Linked DNA regions of Homo sapiens: region 2 is linked to region 1. A link is a loop called in an ENCODE intact Hi-C map of the cell type or tissue named here. Cell type or tissue: CD4-positive, alpha-beta T cell. All regions are shown on one strand. Each heading gives the region's core, and the rest is flanking DNA. Links, peaks and the distances in the headings are about the cores only.

Region 1 (7,313 bases), core at 1,434-6,433:
AATCTACTATGTGACACATACACAAATGCAGTGGGTGTTTTTAGTATTACTTCGGGTTTGTGCCTTATAAACACAAGAATTCTGATAAAGTCTATTATGCACAAATATCACCAAAAAAGAAAGAAAAAGAATAAGGTTGGTATAATTATATTAGCTGCATTATCGAGTATATAGTCCTAATAGGAGAGAACTGTCTTGACTAGGCAATAAAAAGAATAGAATCTACCACTTTATATATTTATGTATATTATGATTTATATATCTGATGATTGGAAAAATTTGTCAGAAACTAGTTTCTGGCTCTGTACATTTCAAACTTATTTTCTTTTCCACTACCCACACACTTCTGATGCATGACACCATGTTCATATCATGATCCCATCTCTGACTCTGCCCCATGCCCCAGAGCAGGGCATATTGGCTTAGAGGGTGGTAGGAGTATTCCTGGAAGCCATTCTAATACCATACAGCCAGTGATAACTTACGTGCACACAGAAATGAAGGCAAATCACACAAATAGATTCCACAAATACCAAACTAAATGTATCTCTGAACAACTTCCCCTTAGTTCAGAATGCCAAAAATGCCTTTGGCTACATATCTGACTGGAGGAAAAGTGTGAAAGAGGAAAAATAGGAGTGGAAAGAGACAGAAATTATACTTGCAGTTAAAATACTATCTGCAAATTTTTCAGGAATGTAGGACTATCTGCGCACCTTACCAGTGGCCCTCCCAGGGCCTTGGACAGTAGAAGCTGTCTTATAAGTGAGGGTAGAAACTTAAGCTGCATTGGCTTTGTAATAAATACATCCTGATGGCAATACATTCTGATAAGTGGTTAATATAGGATATAGTGCCAACAATTAAAAGGTTGCTAGTTCTGAGGGATGAGAGTGGGGGTGTGGGTGGCAAAGGGAAGTTACGCAGAGCTTAAACTAGACCTTCCAGGTGCATCTTGAAAGGGCATAGGAATTTTTGAGGCCATCAAAGAGGACTTCCAGCATGTTCAACAGCCTGGCAACTAGATAGAGCATGTGCATTGAGAAAATATTGAATGTGCGGAAGTATCTGGTGAAGTCTGGGAAAGAGACCAGAGGTCCTTTCGCTCCTTGCAATGACACTGCTGGCGAGTTTTATTCTTTCCTGCTGGGAAAATTCTAACTCTCCTAAGAGAGCCTAGTCCTCTGACAACCTCCTCATTTTAACTTCCATAGCCATGTCTCACTATATCCTGGTGCAATTTGTTCTTTCTCTGCCTCCTGTCTTAGCCTGCCCCTCACTCTCCTCTGTGAAGCTCTGCAGAGTTCATAGGTCCTCCTGCCCTGACCTTGCCCATTTGCTGAAATACCTGCTCCACACCCAGAAAACTAATGCCATTATATATCCCCTTAAAACAGTGCTGCTTCCTTTGAATGCTTCCATCTCATCCCTGCTCTTGGAGAAGTAACCTCATTTTCCAGGACTTGGCCCCACTCCAGCCTCTACATAGCAGTCTTGTGAACAGGCGCTGAGCCCATGGGCTTGACTAGTGAAAATGGGTCATGGCACAGTGTCTGCTGTGTTCCTGTTCATCTGGTGCCATAGAGTGCTCCTGTCCTTTTTGTAACAGCAGGAGAAGTGGGGTTGGCTAAGAAAAGACAAAGCTCTTGAGAGAAGAGGGCAGAAGGAAAGAAGGGCAAACATTTTCTTTCCTACCCACTGGTGGCAGCTAGAATAGAGGAGAAGACACAGATGCATTGGAGCCACTAAATGGAGGCATAATGAGTGTGACTGTGGGGCTGCCTTGGACACCAAGGTTATCGTTGACTGCAGCCTGGAGTGGACCTCATCCCAGAACACAGAAGGACTTTGAGCACCCTCCTAACATTTCCGATTAGTTCTGCCTCATTTTTGTCCTCTTCAGTTCCCATCTTGGGCCTTGTTTGTACTCCCAAAGGCCATGGTGTCCTATTCTACACACTAACTCCACTGAGCAACTTTCACTTTTGCCTAATGGCTAATTTGCATAATAAATCTCCAAAAGCTTCTTGATCCAATAGAGGTTTTTGATTTCTTAAATTTCCGGAGTGATAATTTATGAAACTCTTAATTCACCAAAGCCTTTCCCAGTCAACTACCTATAGACGTTACAGCAATTCATGTTTTTCCAAGTCTGCTTAATGTTCTGTATATTTTGAGAAACGATGATTTCTGCAAATTTTGAATTTTGAGGTACTGTGCACATTATCAATGTCAAAGATTTTCAAATGGGGATTAACTCAATGGAGGCTGGGAAAGCACTGAATAACTTTAACAACCTCTTGGAAAACTTTAACTAGAAGGAAACTTTTAATCTGAAAACAGCTGATAAATCCTGAAATATTAAAAGCATTCCCTTTAAAATCAGGAACAATACAAGGATATCTAGAATTATTGCATCTACTCAACATTATACTAGTGTTCCTTGCTTGTGTAATAAAGCAAAAGAAGATTTAAAGGAGTGGCCGGGCGCGGTGGCTCATGCCTGTAATCTCAGCACTTTGGGAGGCCGAGAAGGGTGGATCACGAGGTCAGGAGATCGAGACCATCCTGGCTAACATGGTGAAACCCTGTCTCTATTAAAAATACAAAAAAATTAGCCAGGTGTGGTGGCAGGCGCCTGTAGTCCCAGCCACTCGGGAGGCTGAGGCAGGAGAATGGTGTGAACCCAGGAAGGCAGAGCTTGCAGTGAGCCGAGATCGCGCCACTGCACTCCAGCCTGGGTGACTGAGCGAGACTCCATCTCGAAAAAAAAAAACAAAAAGATTTCAAGGAGTAAATTTTGGAAAGGTAAAAATAAAATTTTTATTATTTCAATATTATTGTCTACAAAGAAAATCTCTTAGTGTCTACAGGTTTATTATTAAAAGTTTAGCAAGGATGTTGAACATAAGATCAATTTAGAAATCTAATTATATTTCTGTACATTGACAAAAGAAAATACAATGTAAAATATATTTACAATAACAACAAAGGTGTAAAATATCTAGGAATAAATCTAACATGATGTGTAAGATCTTTATGCAGAATATTCTAAAACTTTATTGAAGGACATTAAAGAAAACCTAAATAAATGGAAAGCTATACCATGTTTATGAATTGGTATATTTAACATCGTAAAGATGTTGAATTTTCTCAAGTTGAACAATAGGCTTAATGTAATTTCATTTTTAAAAAGTTTTACTTGATAAGCTAATTCTAAAATTTAAGTGGAAGAACAAAGGGTCAACGTAATGAAACACTTCTGAACTGGGTAAGGAGTCTTGTCTTAGCAGATTTTTTATTATAAAGTGATGGTAATTAAGACAGTGATATATGACAGAGCTGGCATTACAGATTAGTGACGAAAGGACAGTCTATTCAATAAATAATGTGGGACAATTTATTATCTCTACAAATAATTTAGAATGATGCCCTAATTCACATCAGAAAAGGAAATACGTTCTAAACACAGAAAGAATCCTAGTTTGAAAGGAAAACACACTTCTAGCAGAAAATACATATGTTCTTAAGACTTCAGGGTATGGAAGGATTTCTTAAGTCATAAACAAATCATAAAGAAAATAATTAATAAACTAACAAATTAAAATAAGAACTCAGACATAGTAGAGAGTGTAAACAGACAAGTCATATGTTGGAATAAAATACTTGCAACACATAACAAAAGATCAGCGTCTGGAGTATTTTAAAAAACTATCTCAAAAGAAGAAAACGATAGTGACCTCTTTCCTCCAAAAGGGATATAAATTCATAAGTAGGCATTTTATAGAAGAGAAAACAAAAAAAGACCACTAAACATGTTGAAAAGATGTTTCTCCTCTTAGTTTAACATATATTAAACCCACATTGAGTTACCATTTCACACCTTGCAGATTGAAAAAGGTAAAAAAATCAGACAATTCCAGTGTTGCTGAGACAGCAGAATAACTGCTGGTGGTAGCGCAAATGACACAGAACTTTGGAACACAGAATGACATTGGCAAAAAAAGTTAATCATGTTCATAATCTATGATGAACATTTCCTCTAGGTATGTGCCTTAGAGACACCCTTCCACAATGTACCAGGGGAAACAGGCAAGATGCAGCATTGCTTGAATGCTCAGACAACTGGAAATCAACCACAAGTAGGCCAGAGTGCTCTTTTAAAGTGAATGTCACGTTATGACACTCTTCTATTCTAAACCCTCAGTGGCTTCCTGCCACAATTAGAATAGAACTCTAACCCCCCTTATCATCTGTTTATCTCTCTGATTTCATGGGTGCCACTCTTCGCAGTTTCCTCTAGACTTCTTCCCTATCTTCCCTATGCAGGGCAACCACGCTCCTTCTCAGTCTTATGATGACTGGTTCTAAGTCAGCCTAAATATCACTTCCTTGGAGAGTCCTTTACTTACCACCCCATCCAAAGTAGTTTTCTCTATCTTACTGTCTGCCTCAGCTTTGTTTCCTATAAAACATATTAATTTTTGAATTATGTATTTATGTATGCACATATGCATTCATTCATTTTTTTGGCCTGTCTTAAACATTAAACTAAATCTCCATGAGAGCAGGGACTAAGTCTATCTCACTCATGATTGTAACCTCTGTGCCTTGTACATAGCCTGGCATATAATAATTACTCAATAAACTTTTGTTGAATTGAGTGATTGAATACAAACACTGTGTAAATTGTATCTGTGCCTATTTGAAGTGGCTTGTTGATCTGCAAGTACATTTTATTAGCTCTAGTTCACTGAAAGGATAATGTGATACTAAAACAGCCACATAAATTCTCAATACTTATTTAGAAGGTAAAGGAAAGTGTTTACCTGGTCTTATTTTTTTATCTCAAAGATTTAACCAATGTGTGCCTGAATGCTTCCACAAATTATTTTCAGTGATTTTCTACACAATACATTAAATAGATCTTTCAACTAGACTAAAAGTCCTTCAATGCCTGACCTACTTAGAGATATGTTAAATTTTTTTAGGTCGGTTCTAATACACATTTAAAAAAACCACTTACAGATGCTAACATAGAAATTTGATATTGAATACTCAAATATGCGGGTGACATAGGCTGGAGCTTTTTTTGCAAGAGGCTTGAATTTAAGTTGATGTGGGTTTTATTTTACTTTTATTCTATTTATCTATAATTATGAAAACATTTATTTTGTTTCAATTATACTTTATGTATTTTGTATTTGTTTTAATATTTATTTGTTTGTTGATACATTTTGATTTAATTTAATTTTTTTCCTGGTTAGAGCTTGAGCTCCAAAGAAGAATTTGCATGACAGTCTACTTAAGAGATGGATTCCACAGACAAAGCAATTCAAGAGGCACTTGAAGCTCAGCAAAATATGGAAATAATGGATGAGTTTTACATTTTATTTTATTTTTATTTTTTCTCTTTGTTTGCCTAAGTTTTACATTTTAAATCACAGAATTATACCCTTGCTCAACTACTAATACAAGTAAGATAGATTCATTTTAATAATGGATAGAAAAATTAAGTAACTTGAAAATAGATATATTACAAAACAATTTGCACACATTCACTTTTTTGGTCTCTAAAACTTCTTTTTAAAAGTGTTTAATTTATTTTCATAACCTGGCATTCTGATATGTGAATGCAATTAAATAAAATAGAACTTCTTTGTTTTCTATTAAATTTTTGAAAGCTATAATTTAAAGTACTTTTTGTGTAAATGATTTAAAACCATTTAAAAAAGAAAACAACGATCATATTTAACTCTTGAATTTCTGGATATGGTGCTGTCAAAAAGTAAAGTTTGGGTGTGGGGGTTATTCTGAGAAGTTTACATGAATGCTACGTTAAAGTTTACATGAAAGTTGGATGAAAAACTTTCTTTTGAATATGTGATTTCCACTTATACTAAATTTCTACATTCTATAAATTGCTAGATAAATATAATGAGACAAAATGAATAAAGAATTTGAAAAATAAATTTTCATGAAAAATATGTAGTTATTAGAGTGGTGTTGATGTGGATATTAATGTGCTGATTTGGATACTGATGAGTTTATAGCTAAAATGAATATGTTCTGAAATTGGCCAAAACTGCTATAAATCACTATGCAGTAAGTACTTGAACCAGAGAACAGTTGCTACTATTTTAAATTTAAATTGGAAAGGCAAAAAGAAGGCAATTATCTTAATATTTTAATAATTATTATTTTAATAATAGTTCATGTAATTTTGATACCAAAGTCGATTTGGGGTTCAACGATTTGTTTTCACTTCTTATGAACCTGAGAGTGAGTCAAGAATTGAGGAATTGCATAGTGACCAGTTATCCAGTACTAAGAAAGTACTAAAGAAGGCACTAAAAATTATTTTTCCTTCATAGTAATAATAGTTCTATTTGCTCAGAAGAGCCCATCCCTTATTACATACCCCCTTCGAATCCACTGGTCAGGATGCCTAGGCTGCACCTTCTCTTCCCATGGCTGATCCCTACCTCCAGGAATGAAAAAGGAGCTCTCCAAGGGTCACCAGTTGGGTAGCTGAGGCCACCAGGGGGACAGACGTGGATGGCCAGGCCCAGGCTGTACCCACCTGAGGAACACCGAGCTGGGGCTGTCTGTGGAGCTGCGTGAGGCCTCCACGTTGGCCTTCCTTGGGCTGCCCGGAGTCTCAAACCGGAACACCGTGTCACTAGAAGGCAGCCTTTTCTTCACCATTGTGCGCTTATTGACCCGCAAGTCAAGGAACAACCTTAAAAGCTCATTTCTGAGTCTCCCAAATAATATGAAAATCTCTGCGTTTCAGCTTTGTACAGTCCTTGAATTGCAGGAAGCTCTTTCTTCATGTGACTCAATCTAGCTGAGGCTATGTTTTTAAAAGTCAGTTAATGATTAACATATCAGTGTGACACAGGGCGGTTTTCATCCTACCTATGTTTGCTGTAAAGAAATAAATGTGTTTGGGAAATTCAACTTTTAGTTCACTAAGATGAACACCACTGAATCTGAATTTAGTCAGAAAAGCATGGAAAAGTAAACACCTAAACAAAACAAAACAATGAGGTGCAGAGACTGGCAGCATCTAAACATTAAAAGCAGGATGCTTTTTCTAACCACCTGAGCCTGACCAACAGGGTGAGCAATGTGGATGTGCTTTATGCCTGTACTCACGCAGGAAATGACCAGCACACTGTGTGTGTTGCAGCCAATGTTTGGCAGATGTACAGCAGTTTTAAGGCTGCATTCCTTGGTCCTTGGGACCTGAAGAGTTCTGGAGTTCTTATGGAAGTGATATACACAAAGTCAAGGGAGTCTCAATATTC
Region 2 (7,793 bases), core at 1,815-6,814, 76 kb before region 1:
CTACACACAGGAACCCATCATACCAGATTCTGAACAAATCCAATTACATTCCCACTTTTATACTGACTTCCATCTCTTTATTATCAATAATATAAGAAATTATGCAATTAATACTTATTGCCTAGACATCTATTTGCAATACAGGAAAACAATTAGCATTTTAAAAAGGGCTTGGGCTTAAATTTTATCTCAAAACCTACCTCATGAACTCCTTCCCAAGTGTGGCTGACAAGTTTTGGAAGAGGGGGTGGGAGCAAGAGAAAAAGGCCAGTCTTTTAATTTTCCCCACTGCTGAATTGGCATTGTGTGCAAACTTATTTTTTCAAACTGATTATTAGTTAGATGAGTAATAATTTGAAACCATATGGAAACTTGAAAAGACTGTTTTCATCAAACTAACTTCACAGCAGTAGCATTTTGAGGCCAAGCACAGTTGGAAAATAACAAAGTAAATTGTAAAATGCAGCAAGGAGGTAGCAATGGACTTTTCTAGTTTCCAGCCAAGGAAGATTGATGCTGCTGATAGTGAATTCTCCTTTGTTATTTACAGCCTCAGTGCATGAATGCTATTTTGCATTGCATAATAAACTTCCTAAAAACATATACTGAATATATCTCCTCCAAACTAGACTATAACCTTTTTAGGGGCAGGGACTTTAAGCATTTTTTTGAATTTCTGTCTTCATTCCTTTTTTTTTTTTTTTTTTTCTTTTAAGATGGAGAAGATGGAGTCTTGCTCTGTTGCCCAGGCTAGAGTGCAGTGGCGTGATCTTGGCTCATTGCAACCTCCACCTCCTGGGTTCAAACAATTCTCCTGCCTCAGCCTCCTAAGTAGCTGGGATTACAGGCATGTGCCATCATGCCCAGTTAATTTTTGTATTTTTAATAGAGACAGAATTTCACCATGTTGGCCAGGCTGGTCTTGAACTCCTGACCTCAGGTGATCTGCCCACCTTGGCCTCATATCTTCGTTCCTTTTTGGGGCTCTTCTCCACCAGCAATTGGATGTCACAATGAGCCACTTTTCATATACCTAAGATATATTAGAGGATATCTATTTGATTAAGGTTTTTTGTTCTGAAGACTGTGTTTAGGAAAGAACTAGTTTTTAACTAGAATGAAAAGCTTACCCAAACAAAAAGATAGAAATGCAAAAGAATAGGGCATAAAGTCCAGAAAAACATACTTAGAGAAACTGAAATTTTTCATTACTTAGTGAGGTCTATCATAAAGGAAACCAATTTGGAACCTCATGTTAAAGGAACAGAAGATCAAAGAGAGAACAAAACTGTGAGGATGAGAACTTCAGGCAAGAGTCATAAAAGGTTCTACTACTAGTATACAAAGGAGGAGAAAGGAAAGAACTGACTTATATATCAGGAATGCCAAGGAGAAGTGGTGTCTGTAGTATGAGAACTGCCAGGAGAGTAGAATGATAAGGAATAGAGTGGCTGAGGGGCTAGACTTACTGATGGACGGATAAGGGTGCTTCTGAATTTAGGGAATAAAAGGCCCTGCCATGGTTTCCTGAGATGTGACAGTTTATGAACCTGATACTCAGGAGAAAAGTATTGTCTATTTTTTGATAGATGGGTATTGCAAGAGAGTAATGTCAGGGAAACCAGGTGCTATGGTCTGAATGTTTGTGTCCACCAAACATTTACATGTTGAAATTCTAACCCCCGAGGTGAAGGCATTAGGATGTGGGGCTTTTGGGAGGTGATTAGATTATGAGGGTAGAGCCCTCATGAATGGGATTAATGCCCTTGTAGGGAGCTCATTAGTCCCTTCCACCACATGAGGATCCAACAAAATACAGCCATCCATGAAACAGCAAATGTGCCCTCACCAGACACTGAATTTGTTGATGACTTGATCTTGAACTTCCAGCCTCCAAAACCATGAGAAATAAATTTCTGTTGTTTACAAGAATGTCAGTCCATTTGCATTGCTATAGAGATATACCCAAGACTGGGTAATTTATAAAGAAAAGAGGTTTAATTGGTTCACAGTTCTGCAGGCTGTCTAGGAAGCATAGTGCCGGCATCTGCTTCTGGTCAGGGCCTCAGGGAGCTTACAATCGTGGTGGAAGGCGAAGGGGGAGCAGGCACATCCCATGGTGAGAGTGGGAGCAAGAGAGAGAGAAGGGGAAGTCCAAGACTCTTTCAAAAAACCAGATCTCATATTAACTAACTGAGTGAGAATTCACTTATCACCAAGGGGATGGTGCAAACCCATTTGTGAAGGATCCACTGCTGCGATCCAATCATCTTCTACCAGGTCCCGCCTCTGACACTGGGAATCACACTGGAACATGAGATTTGGAGGGGACAAATATCCAAACCATATCATTCTGCCGCTGGCCCCCCACATCTCGTCCTCACATTGCAAAATACAATCATACTTTCCCCAAAGTCCCCAAAAGTCTTAACTTGTTCCAGCATCAAGTCTAAAGTCCTAAGTCTCGTAAGAGACTCATCTCCTACCACTAATGAGCCTGTAAAATAAAAAAAGTTATTTACTTCCAAGATACAATGGTGGTACAGGCACTGGATAAACATTCCCATTCCAGAAAGGAGAAGTCGGCCAAAAGAAAGGGGAAGCAGGCCCCACACAGGTCTGAAACCCAGCAAGGCAGTCATTAAGTCTTAAAGCTCCAAAACAATCTCTTTTGAGATTGTTTACACCATGCTTCCTGTATAGCCTGCAGAACTGTGAACCAATTAAACCTCTTTTCTTTATAAATCACCCAGTGTCAGGTATTCTTTTATAGCAATGCAAATGGACTAACATACTTGTAAACAACAGAAATTTATTTCTCATGGTTTTGGAGGCTGGAAGTTCAAGATCAAGTTATGGAGCTCACTGGTGCAAGGAGTGGGCTCCCAAGGCCTCGGACAGTTCTGCCTCTGTGGCTTTGCAGGGTGCAGCCTCGCTGGCTGCTCTCACGGGTTGGAGTTGAATGCCTGTGGGTTTTCCAGATGTAGGGTGCAAGCTGCCAGAGGCTCTACCATTCTGGGGTCTGGAGGACAGTGGCCCCCTTCCTACAGTTCCACTAGGCAGTGCCCTGTTGGGCACTCTGTGTGGGGGCACAACCCCATATTTCCCCTCAGCACTGCCCTAGTAGAGTTTTTGTGTTGGCTACGCCGCGCGACAGGCTTCTGCCTGGGTATGTAGGCTTTCTGAAATATCCTCTGAAATCTAGGTGGAAGTTGTCAAGACTTCTTCACTCTTGCATTCTGTGTGTCTGCAGGATTAGCACCCCATGGAAGCCACCAAGGCTTACAGCTTGCACCCTATGGAGTGGCAGCCCGAGCTGTACCTGGGCCCCTTTGAGCTGACGCTAGAGCCAGACTGGCCGGGACAGAGTGAGCAACATTTTTTTTTTTTTTTTTTTTTTTTTTAACAGCAGGCTGGATGGACTGTCACTGGTTTTAGAGGTTATCTTCTAGGACAGAGAATGAATGAAGGCCAGGTGACGGGTGAGAAAGGAAATGGGAGGAGTCAGAAATGATAACCCAGAGTGAGGCATTGCTAGTAAACTTCACAGCAGAATGTTTCATTACGTTAATACAAATTCCCCTTGAATTACACTTCAAATCTCTTGTCTGACCTTACAAAAATTATGTTTATGCTGATATGCTAATAAATTTTATCCAGAGAGAGAGAGAGAATATATTATGCTAGAAATACATGTATTTGGTCAGAAGAGAATTTTTTACCTGTTAATAGTGCAATAACCTTTTAGGTTAAAACAGACAAAAACCAGGGCCATTAGAAGCCGACTTAGAAGAGAGAAATGTTCACTTTTGTTTTGAGGCACCCCTCTCCACCCCCGTGGAGACGAGCTGTACTACTCTGGCCCTCAGCTAAGCCCCTGAAAGAAGAGCTGCCTCTTACCACTCTGGCATCTACGATAACTACAGCTCTTTCTTTCCTCCTATACCCTTCATTTCCTGTAACTCTGTCTTCTGTTTCATGTAGGAGGAAAAAAAAAAAGAGATCAAAAGCCAGAGAGAGCTTAAAAGACCAAGTACATGGGCATTGTAGCAGAGTTAAAAGTTACTACGGGAGTCCAAAATAGTTCCAGAAACCTGTCGCTTTGTTTCTCCCTCACTCAAACTCTGCATTGCTACTTCCTCAGTCTCCTGTGTTCTGATCTTACAGTGCAGAGCCACACACATATGAGGACAGAGTAGGGTGTTCACAGGATGTGACACACAGGACTCTCCCAGAGGCCAGGTTTCGGTCTCATGCCATATCCCACCAAGTGAATCAACACGGGCATCAGCAGCACACGTGAAAATTCTCTTTGCTTAAATGCCAAGTATTATTACAGCTCAGGATTCTTTTTCTAAAAAAAATTAATGGGACTCAACTTCTAGAGAAGAAAGACACTGTCACTTTAAAAAAGTGGAATATATCTATATATTGGTGAAAGCAGTTTTATGTAAAAGGCTTTGATTTAACCAAAACACCCTCATATTAGACATACGTAAGGAAAAAGAAGCTCATGATATCCCATGGCGAAAAATAAGAGAGTATAGTTTTAGTATTTCAGATTGTGAGGTTTCAAAGGTGTTAATCTACCTAAGGATGTAAATGTCTCTTATCTGTATTTGGCTTTCCTTAGAAGTTATCCATGTGGTTTGTCATGTTAGTGTCAACAATATAGAATTATTCCATATTGTTATTATGTAAAAATATACATGATTTTAATTACAACTATCAAGATATGGAATAATTGTGGAACTAGTGATAGCTCCTCACTGCTGTTAAAATGTTTACCCCAATATTTTAAATATAACTAACTTTTACGGGATAGAAGAATTAGATTGAATATAATTTGTACATGACAGTACCACTTTCAAGGAAATAAGCAGTGGATCTAAAAGATTTTAATTTTATATTTGACATCTTTATTTACTGTCCTTAATTTCTCCCACCACAAATATGCATTTTCTCTATCTGGACTTGAAACGCATCGCTTTGGAAAACACATCTCTGCCTCTTCCCTCTTCCTTGCCACTCCTTTCTACTGGATTTCCCGGATGACTTTATATTTGCATGGTGCTTTGCCGTTCAAAAAGCATTCATACCCGTGACACCATGATACCACACTAACCCTCATGCAGGCATGAAAGACAGGTGTGTTAGACAGGTGTTTGAGGCCGGCATGTAAGACAGGTGTTATCCACATTTCACAAATAAGGAAACAAAGATGAGTTCGCTGAGGGCCCACACAACTCCAATCTTAGTGACTGAAGCCTCTATTACTCTCATACTATGACTAGCCTTCTCTTTCCAAGCCCGGTCAGACACCAAGACCTGTAGACTTTACCTCCTTAATATTTTCCAGTTAAGTCCCCTCTTTTTCTTTCCCTAATTTGGTTGGCTTAGCTAGGGTCCTTAATGCCTCCTGCCTGGACCACTATACCTCCCTACCTCATTTGAGTTATATGTGACCCCTCCTCCTTCCATCTATATGGAAGATCACTGTGCTCTGTGATCTTTGTAAAGCCCAAATATGATCATATCATTCCTTCTCCTCCTTTAAAACCCCTTTGGTTCTCTGTTGCCTACAGGATAAAGCTGAAGATGAGTACAGAAAACAGGTCCTCTGCAATGTGAAGCCTCCCTTTCTGGCTTTGAACCTCTTGTCATGCTGCCCCCAAGCACCCTCCTCCTGGGCTGCCATGCCTTCTCTGTGGTCCCTTGCAAGCACTGTTTATCTTTCAAGATTTAGCTCTTGATGGGGTCACCTCCTACCTGGCAACTTCCCCAACCCCCTCTAGGTCCTAAGGACTGACCTCTTCTTCTTTGTGCTCCTTTCCAGTACCCTGTGACTGTCATGGCAACTGTATCACTTTAGTATGTGGTTTATTTAAAAATTATAAATGGGGTCAGGTGCTGTGGCTCACACTTGTAATCCCAGCACTTTGGGAGGCTGAGGCGGGTGGGTTACTTGAGGTCAGGAGTTTGAGACCAGCCTGCTCAGTGAAACCCTCTCTCTACTAAAAAATACAAAAATTAGCTGGATGTGGTGGTGCATGCCTGTAATCCCACCTACTTGGGAGGCTGAGGCAGAAGAATTGCTTGAACCTGGGAGGCGGAGGTTGCAGTAAGCCGAGATCATGCCACACTGTGCTCCAAACTGGGCAACAGAGTGAGACTATTTTTTAAAAAAAAAAAAAATTATAAATGGGCTACTGTTTACTTGTCTTTGCCCTGCTTTGACCATATGCCTCTGGAGGGCAGGATCCTGGTCTTTTCACATCTCTGTATCCCCACAAAAAGGTTCAATTCATTTACCTTAAGGACTTCATGTTCCTTAAATCAGCTCTAAAGGCCAGGCTTTCTGATCTCTTTCTTTTTTTTTTTTTTTCTTTTTTTGAGACGGAGTCTTGCTCTGTCGCCCAGGCTGGAGTGCAGTGGCACGATCTCGGCTCACTGCAAGCTCCGCCTCCCGGGTTCACGCCATTCTCCTGCCTCAGCCTCCTGAGTAGCTGGGACTACAGGCGCCCGCCACCACGCCCGGCTAATTTTTTGTATTTTTTTAGTAGAGACGGGGTTTCACCGTGTTATCGAGGATGGTCTCAATCTTCTGACCTCATGATCTGCCCGCCTTGGCCTCCCAAAGTGCTGGGATTACAGGCGTGAGCCACTGCGCCCGGCCTAGGCTTTCTGATTTCTAGCCCAGGGCCCATTTTGGCTACACCAGACAGTATAAATAGCAATAGGAATGGATGTACTTCACTTGGAATTCCTGGGCTTGGGAAAACTGGCATGGGAAAGGCCAGGAGTTTTCTGCTGGGGTTTGGATCCTCTTCTGGAACAACCCCCCATAATTCAGTAGACTAAAGTACTGAGGGTGCTTTTGGTGAGGCAACCGCCTGCCCTTCCAATTCCTTCAGACAAAGATTAGACAGATGGATCCTGTGAAGGTTATGGCGAAAGAAGGAACATTTCCATCGAGGGAGCTTTACCATTTCTTCCCACGAAACTAGGTGAAAGGTAGTGGAGTCTGCCTAGTTACTGAGGCCAAATGATCTCATAATTACTGCTGGGAGGGGCCGTCATGCCTTAGTTTGCTTTACTTTGCTAGAGTGTAAAGGGTAATGCTTAGATATTAGATTCCAAGAAACGGAAAGGAAAGAGGATTGCTTTCCTTCATTTTATGCCTTCTTGGAAATGGAGAAGTTTCCAGGAGAAGAATCTGTATTCCATGGTCTGTGGCTTCCTAAGAGTAGCTCAAGTCCCAGTTTCTGGGAGTGGCATCTTCATAAGGATGTTTATCATATTTCAGTGTCTTAGTAAGGGCCCCAGTTTCCTCGCCTCCACACCAAATCCTCCTCCCTCAGCCTGTGTCACAGAGCTGCTCTCCGTCACACCTTACTCAAATTGAGAACACATAGGTTTTTTTTTTTTTTTTTTTTAATTTTTAAAAGCTTGGGGAATGTAAACATTTTCTACATGACTAATGAAGCTAGGCATTGTAGATAAGAGAAGCAGTGAATGTTTTAAAATCAGTCACGGTTACTGCTGGATTTTATTAGAAACACTCAGACTGGTCTAGTTTTGGGGGGTTAATATGAAATTTATAGCACAGCTGAGTAAATAAGGGTATCCACTTATTTTCAGAAATGATTTTTGAAGTTTAAACCACTTACTATGAACATTTTATAACATAGAAAACAGGTACAAAGTAGATAGAATAGTATAAACAAGGCAATCTTGTTTCATCTATATACCTGTAGCCCACCACTCCTACCTCCTACTGGTTTTGAGACAAA

The links. Hi-C counts contacts between places; a loop is a spot of excess contacts. Peaks named below come from ENCODE experiments on the same cell type or tissue, not always from the same donor. Only the 100,000 strongest peaks of a DNase experiment are listed, where the experiment ranks them.
Region 2: a loop joins it to region 1, with 4 times the contacts of the local background. A loop is called at or near these places in 6 of 110 quality-filtered maps.

The regions. Positions count from the first base shown.
Region 1 is chr5:126,370,838-126,378,150 of GRCh38, reverse strand. It overlaps a transcript of GRAMD2B not described here. Among named protein-coding and RNA genes, the nearest start is that of GRAMD2B, 49 kb to the left of the region's middle. RefSeq lists enhancers at 6,096-6,619, 6,620-7,144. In CD4-positive, alpha-beta T cell, for the core only: no CTCF peak of the experiment used is centred there; a DNase peak (open chromatin) is centred at 4,180; H3K27ac peaks cover 1,003 bases.
Region 2 is chr5:126,446,264-126,454,056 of GRCh38, reverse strand. The region is part of intron 1 of GRAMD2B (GRAM domain containing 2B); the gene reads right to left. Among named protein-coding and RNA genes, the nearest start is that of GRAMD2B, 27 kb to the right of the region's middle. In CD4-positive, alpha-beta T cell, for the core only: no CTCF peak of the experiment used is centred there; DNase peaks (open chromatin) are centred at 3,496 and 4,206; H3K4me3 peaks cover 1,458 bases; H3K27ac peaks cover 3,837 bases.